2 separate regions of the Homo sapiens genome follow, and region 1 is linked to region 2. Evidence: read pairs that join two places in POLR2A ChIA-PET (ENCODE). Cell type or tissue: GM12878. All regions are shown on one strand.

What was found. ChIA-PET counts read pairs that join two places held together with the same protein. Peaks named below come from ENCODE experiments on the same cell type or tissue, not always from the same donor. Only the 100,000 strongest peaks of a DNase experiment are listed, where the experiment ranks them.
Region 1: POLR2A ChIA-PET joins it to region 2 with 6 read pairs; 4 of 35 experiments call an interaction of 5 or more read pairs at or near these places.

What each region holds. Positions count from the first base shown.
Region 1 is chr5:143,351,913-143,355,912 of GRCh38, forward strand. The region is part of intron 2 of NR3C1 (nuclear receptor subfamily 3 group C member 1); the gene reads right to left. Among named protein-coding and RNA genes, the nearest start is that of NR3C1, 50 kb to the right of the region's middle. RefSeq lists enhancers at 906-975, 2,186-2,265. In GM12878, no CTCF peak of the experiment used is centred here; a DNase peak (open chromatin) is centred at 2,373; H3K4me3 peaks cover 2,151 bases; H3K27ac peaks cover 1,732 bases.
Region 2 is chr5:143,249,485-143,253,484 of GRCh38, forward strand. No RefSeq gene overlaps it. Among named protein-coding and RNA genes, the nearest start is that of ARHGAP26-IT1, 59 kb to the left of the region's middle. In GM12878, no CTCF peak of the experiment used is centred here; a DNase peak (open chromatin) is centred at 1,884; H3K27ac peaks cover 1,829 bases.

The DNA of each region.
Region 1 (4,000 bases), 100 kb after region 2:
AGCCATTTTAGGCTTTCAGACCAATTTTAATCCAAACAGATGAGAGAGACCTATAACAAATTTAAGAGAAGATGTTCTAAAGATGACCTAATAATAGATGAAGAGAGTTTTGTTATATAATTTTAGGGGTAGCTTAATCCCTTCACAACATTCCTAGTCATTTAACTTTTCTGGGGTGGCTTTCTAATATTTTATACAATCACACACATGCACAAACACACACATGCATGCACACACAATGCGGTATGCTGATGACAAAATATGCTTAGCAAAAACTTTGTCCTTCTATAATTTGGTCTGCTTGTCTTGGTACTACATTGTAATATGGGGTAAGTGGTTGTAAAGTGATCCTAGGATTGATCATAAGAAGATTACTGTGTACTTTATAAATTCTATATCCCAAAGAAATAACAGCTATTAAAAGTATTCTTACTGAGATTGGTATAATGAGTTTTCATATTATGAACTGCAAGAATTGGCTATCTCAGACATATTTTCTTGGTTTATATCCTTCCCTAATTATAATTTATCATGTTCTTCAGTTAGAGAAAAACATTTTCATCCATATTACTGAACTCTCAACATATTCTACGTTTTTTTTATATGCTGGGTTTTTTACTTGCAAAATAATATTAATACAGGCATACCTCTGAGATATTTCAGGTTCGGTTCTAGACCACAATAAAGTGAATATTGCAACAAAGCAAGTCAGACGAATTTTTTGGTTTCCCACTACATATAAAAGTTATATTTATACTATACTGTAGTCTATTAAGTGTGCAATAGCATTGTGTCTTTAAAAATGTATTTACCTTAATCTTAAAATATTGCTTAAAAATGCTAACAATCATTTGAACTTTCAGTGAGTTGTAATCTTTTTCCTTGTGGAGGGTCTTGCTTCAGTGTTGATGCCTGCTGACTGATCAGAGAGGTGGTTGCTGAAGGTGGGGTGGCTGTGGCAATTTCTTAAAGTAGACAACAATGAAGTTTCACTTTTCTTTTCATAAAAGATTTCTTTGTAGCACGAGATGCTGTTTGATAGCATTTTACCCACAGTAGAAACTCTTTCAAAACTGGAATGAATCCACTCAAACCATGCTGCTGCTTTACCAATTAAGTTTATGTAATACTCTAAATCCTTTGTTGTTATTTCAACAAGGTTCACAGAATCTTCACCAGGAGTAGATTCCATCTCAAGAAAAAAATTTATTTGCTCATTTGTCCATAAGAAGCAACTCCTCATCCATTCACGTTTTCTCATGAGATTGCAGCAATTCCGTCACATTTTCGGGCTCCACTTCTAATTCTAGTTCTCTTGCTGTTTCTACCACATCTGCAGTGACTTCCTAAACTGAAGTGTTGAACCCCTCAAATTCATCTATAACTGTTGGAATCAACTTCTTTCAAACTGCTACTAATGTTGATCCTTTGACCTCCTCCTGCGAATCACAAATTCTTAATAGCATCTAGAATGGCCAATCCTTTTCAGAAGGTTTTTGATTTACTTTGCCCAGGTCCACCAGAGCAATCACTGTCTATAGCAGCTATAGCCTTACAAAATGTACTGATTTGAAACTTGAAATCACTCCCTGATTCATGGGCTACAAATGGATGATGTGTTGGCAGGCATGAGAACAACATCCATCTTGTTGTACAATTCCATTAGAGCTCTTGGGTGAGCCCAGGTGCACTGTCAATGAACAGCAATATTTTGAAAGTAATCATTTTTTTCTGAGCAGTTGAACAGGTCTTTACAGTGGCCTTAAAATATTCAGTGAAGCATACTATAAACAGATGTGCTGTCATCCAGGCTTTGTTGTTTCATTTCTAGAGTACAAGCAGAGTAGATTAAGCATAAGTCTTAAGGGTCTTCGGATTTTTGGAGTGGTAAATGAGACCTGGCTTCAACTTAAAGTCACCAACTACATTAGCCCCTAACAAGAATGTCAGCCTGTCCTCTGAAGCCAGACATTGACTCCTTTCTAGCTATGAAAGTCCTAGATGGCATCTTCTTCCAACAAAAGGCTTTTTCATCTACATGGAAAATCTATTATTTAGTAATCTTAGCTAGATCTTCTACATAACTTGCTGCAGTTTCTGTATCAGCACTTGCTGCTTCACCTTACACTTTTATGTTACAGCGCTGGCTTCTTTCCCTAAACCTCATCAACCGACCTCTGCTAGCTTCCAATTTTTCTTCTGCAGCTTTCTCACCTCTCACAGCCTTCATAGAATTGAAGAGAGTTAAGCTTTGGCTTAAAGGAATGTTGTGAATGGTTTGATCTTCTGTCCAGACCACTAAAACTTTCTTCGTATCAGCAAGAAGGCTGTTTCACTTTCTGATCATTCACATGTTTGCTGGAGTAGCACTAGTTATTTCCTTCAAGAGCTTTTCCTTTGCATTCACAATTTAGCTGTTTAGTACAAGAGTCCTTGCTTTTGGCCTGTCTTGGCTTTTGATGTGCCTTCCTCACTAAGTTTAGCCACTTCTAGCTTTTTATTTAAAGTGAGAGACATGCAACTCTTTCACTTCAACACTTAGAGGCCACTGTAGGGTTATTAATTAGCTTAATTTTAATATTATTGTCTCTCAGGGATTTGAGAGTCCCAGGAAGAGGGAGACAGACAGGGAATGGCCAGTTGGAAGAGCAGTCAGATCATGCGCAATATTTATCAATTAAGTACGGTGCCTTATACAGGTGAGGTTTATGGTGCCTGAAAACAATTAAAATAGTAACATCAGGCTGGCACGGTAATCCCAGCACTTTGGGAGGCCAAGGTGAGCGGATCACCTGAGGTCAGGAGTTCGAGACCAGCCTGGCCAACATGGGGAATCCCCATCTCTACTAAAAATACAAAAATTAGCCAGGCGTGGTGGCACACGCCTGTAGGCCCGGCTACTGGGGAGGCTGAGGCAGGAGGATTGCTTGAACCTGGGAGGCAGAGGTTGCTGTGAGCCAAGATTGAACCACTGCACTCCAGCCTGGGTGACAGAGCAAAAGTCCGTCTCAAAAAAAAAAAAAAAAAGAAAAAATCAAAGATCACTGATCACTGGTCGTAACAGATACAAAAATGATGAAAAAGTTTGATATATTGAGAGAATTACCAAAATGTGACACAGAGACACAAAATGAGCACAAGCTGTTGGAAAAATGGCACTGACAGACTCGCTTAATATAGGGTTGCCACAAACCTTCAATTTGTAAGTGAAACAAAACAAAATAAACACGCAATATTTGGGAAGTACAATAAAACAAGGTATGCTTATATCTAAATATGACAGAATACCCCTATAATGGCCACAGCTATTATGTTATCAATTGTTCTTAGAAGCAATACCAGAAACATTTGGAGGGCTTTACTAAAATTCAGATACCCAACCCCAAAATTCTAATTTAGGAAATCTGGTATACAGCCTTGGAATTTGCCAGGTGATTCTTACTTGATACTTAGCCACTTGGGCTGAGGTGGGAGGACAGTCTGAGCCCAGGAGTTCAAGAATACAGTGAGCTAGGATCATGCCACTGTGCTCCAGCCTGGGTGACAGAGCAAGACCCTGTCTTTAAAAAATAATAAATAAATAAATAAATACATCTAATGGGGGAAAAACTCCAAAACTCTTGGTTTCTAAATATCATATAACATTTTCCCCCCAAATAGTGATGGTCAGTAAATTAAATACATTGAAAGTAGGGCAGAGAAACTCCCAAATGTGATCCTAAATAAATCAACATAAGGAGCAAGCCAATTTGAGAAATTCCGTTTAACTATAAAACCACCCTTTAAAAACTTCTCATTATCATGTTAAAGGTATTCAGATTCAATGAAACAGTACTAATAACTTCCAGGCCATTCCTAAAAGATCTTATAAGCCCTAAAAGACCTTATGAAATACTTAATAATTAGTACAGTTGTGCCTTTAATGTTTAAAAGAGGCAGAGACAAACAAGTTAAAAGGCATTTTCCTAACCCTGACTGTGAGTCACAAGCTTGATGCTGC
Region 2 (4,000 bases):
ACCCAACTATCTATAACCAGGAGCAGCAGAGCCTGGGTTACACATCCATTCACCCATAGGTGCATGCATGAGACTCATTCAACACACACTTATTAGCATCTACCAGGTTCCAGGCGATATGCTAACTCCTGGGGCTACAGAGTTATAATTAAGATAGACCCTCTTCCTGCTCTGTTAACACTCATGGTCCTGTAGAGAAGATAGTCATGAAAGGAATTATTTGCATTTGTAAAATGTGCACAAATAAAGAAATTAACAAAAATGAAAGATGTGAGAGCTGTGAAGGAGATATTCATGGTGCCATGAGAGTGTGGGGGGTGGGTCAGAGACTGCTCCAAAGGGGAGCTGCATTTCAGCTGTGACCTAAAGATGTCTCCATCCATGAAGAGGCTTATTGCTGAGGTGCCCTCTTCCCTTGGACCAGAAAAGTAGGACAAAAAACCATTCCTCTCACTGACCACTCCAGACTTAAACAATGAATGAGAAAATTCCCTGGCAAGACAGGTAGCTAGCCATGTCCTGCTGAAGAAGCCTAATAGAGGGACTTTCCTGGCCCAGGAATAGTTTGGAAGATTCTTTATAAATGACTAAAGGACTATTCACTGCAAGTTCTAGCTTTCCTGCCTCTTCTCTGGACGGGGAGTTAGAACACCTTGCCTCTACTTCATTGTTAAAAAAGAAAGCTTCTAGCTCATCAGGCGTATCTAATGCTTCCTACCTGGCAATGAGGGGCCTGCTGGCCTCCACCCCAACCAGGGCAAGGGCAGCTGTGGAGGGGATTTCTTTTTTAACTGTGCTCTTGAGCCTGGCCTTCCTTAGACCCTGTTTTGTACCAGCAATAATTAAGTAATTGATGTATTCCTAGTTTGAAGACACAAGCTCAGGCCTGGGACCCAGCATGTCTGGAGCTGAGCCCAGGCATCACCAGCTCAGTGACCCAGCAAGTATCACTCGGGCCTTCCTTACTGGATCCTATGACTGTGAAAATGTGGGAAAGGAACTTATCTGTGGTTCATGAACACTGAAGAGAGAACCACTGTCTTCATTTCACTCTAGCACCATATGAAGTTGATATAATGATCTCCATTTTACAGATGAGAAAACAGAAGCATGGAGTTTTTGCCCAGAGTCACAAAGTCTGTAACTGATAGAGCTCAGATTTGAACCTGTATCTTTCAGATACTGGACCTTGCTTATAAACAGGCATCTAAGGCCAGGTGGTCAACAGAAAATAGACCTTATAACACAGTACAGGACTTTCTTCCCTCTCCACCCTTTCCTTCTTGTCCCAGGTAACTTACTTCAGCAGTTCATTACCTAGCAAGACAAAAATAATGAATATGGGCAGAAATGGGGGAGGCTGGCCTTTCTGTTTGCTTTACAACTAACCAAGGGGAAGGGCAACTCTGGGGAAAGATGTTTTGGGGGGATGGGAAATACAGTGGGGATTTGATTGTTTCCCAGTCATCTAACTTTGTGACAGAGGAGGGGCAGGTTTAGAATCTTATCCCTCATCAACACATGTGAACCTGTAACTGCCGGTGGGCCCCTCTCTCAACTGTCTCAGGAGCAGTCCCTGTAGCTTCTCCATCACAAAAGCCCCTCTGGGAGGCCAGATCATAAGATGGTGTGTGCCAGTGTGAGGTGCCACCTGGCATTTGGTGAGGTTTCTACTTCTCCAACCCCACTACTCAGTTGTGTTTAAAACAAGGACCCAGGCAAGTGCCAGTATCTTTGCATAAAAATAGGCCAGTCCTTTGAAACTGATGGCAGTTGCCAAATTTTTGAGCATGAAAGCAGTAGATGAGAAAGTTCCCTACCCATACCCACATCCAGTGGATAGCAAAAGCCCTAGGAGCAGAAATGCGCCAGGCCCACAAAGGGTTTCTGTTGAGTCTTGGTCATCTGTTTCACAGGTTCCCAGGCACTATGCTTCTCATTCTTACTGCATTGTGGACAAGTGCAAGTTAGACCTTGGTCAAATATATTCCCTCCTTCGAGTTTCGGTTTCTCACTGATAAGATGAAGTGATTGAATTAGTCTGTCTGAGATCATATGGATTCAAAATCTAAAGTTCCTCTTCCTTCTACTGCATTTGTCAGACCAAGGCAGAGTTGGGGAATGGTAGGGACAGGGCGGGAGGAGAGAGTGGGAGCAGTGTGTCCTGGGCTGGCAGTAAGGAGGTGTGTTGTCTATACAGAATTTAAACAGATAAAATCAACTAAAGGCTGGTGTCCTTCTTATTACGAGCTGGTGATTCTAAACAAGGTTATGATAAAACACTCCTCCCTGCAGGGTGGACTGATGATGCAGGGTATAATGATGAGCATACCACCCTGCTCTTGGTATGCTACTTACTGATACTCTTTGGTTGCCAGTGAAAGAAACACAACTCAGAATGGCTTCAATGAAAAGGATTTTATTGGTCCACATAAGTGAAAAGACCAGACATAATTGTGCTCAGACAGGGCTGTTTGCAGGTGCTCCATGATATCCTCAGGGATCTCCCTCTCTTCATCTCTTAGCCTCAGCCTTTCCCCTGACTGTACTAGCATCGCTCCCAGCAGCTCCAGGCCTGCACCCTATCAGCTAAGCTACCTCAGTGAGTCTCACTGACCCAAAACTTTCAGCAAAAGTTTTGGGCTTTCCCCTGGACCAGCTCGAGTCTCATGACCGTCCCTGATTTAATGAGATGGAATATGCTGACTAATCTGCCTCCTCATAGAGCAGGTCATCACATATATACTAAGAATGGTTGGTGGTTGGGGGGGGGGTCATTTCTCCAAAGGAATATCGAGGTGGTATTGCTAGAAGAAGGGAGGATGGATGCTCAATCACCAAAGCAATACTGTCTATCATATTCCTGCCTCAAAGATGAGCTCAAATGATCTCCCTGGCTTGGAATCCTCCATCCACATTTTCCCGTTTCTTCCTTCCAGTGCTGAAGATCCCACCTCCTACTCCCATGAAGGCTTCCAGATTCCTGCCGCTTATCTTCAGTTCTTTTTCCTTTCAACTCCAAAGAATTGTCATGCATACCTGTCATTCTGATAGTTAACTATTAATAAGATCAACTGCTAGTTTGTTGTCCATTATGAAGTTAATACATGTCTATTTTAGGGAAAAATAGAGAAGTAAAAAGAAGAAACAAAAATATCATCTGTGGCCCCTCCATTACATGGAAACTAGAAAGAAGAAATTAAAACCACTAGGTTTCTTCTATGCATAATTTTTTTCTATTTTTAAAAGTATAACATAGGCCCTTTATATAACATATATATATATATATATATATATATATACATTTATGCATATACACAAATCAACTCAATGAATTTTTGCAAACTGAACACATCCATATCACCAGCACCTAGAATTAAGAAACATAACAGTATCAGCATTCCACAAGCCCCTCCTTCTTGCTCTTTCCAATCAATACCCCTCCTGTAGGGTAACCAACATCCTAATTTCTAACACCTTAGATTAGTCCTGCCTGCTTTTGAACTTTATATAAATCATACATTGAAAAAACATAGTTGAGATCATTGTTCACTGGGTTTTGTTGTTGTTGTTGTTGTTTTGTTTTGTTTTGTTTTGTTTTTTGAGACACAGTCTCAGTTGCCCAGGCTGGAGTGCAGTGGCACAATCTTGGGTCACTGCAACCGCCCGGTTCAAACAATTCTCCCACCTCAGCCACCCCAGTAGCTGGGATTACAGGCATGTGTCACCACACCTGGCAAGTTTTTATATTTTTAGTAGAGATAGGGTTTGGACATGTTGGCCAGGCTGGTCTCCTGGCCTCAAGTGATCCGTCTGCCTTGACCTCCCAAAGTGCTGGGATTACAGGCATGAGCCACCGTGCCCCGCCTGCTTGTTTTATTTAAAATGATGGTGTGAATCTTTTCTATTTTATTTATTTATTTATTGTTTAGGAGCAGAGGTTTAATAGGCAGAAGAGAAGAGAAACAGAAACGAGAAACAACTCTCTCTATAGAGAGCA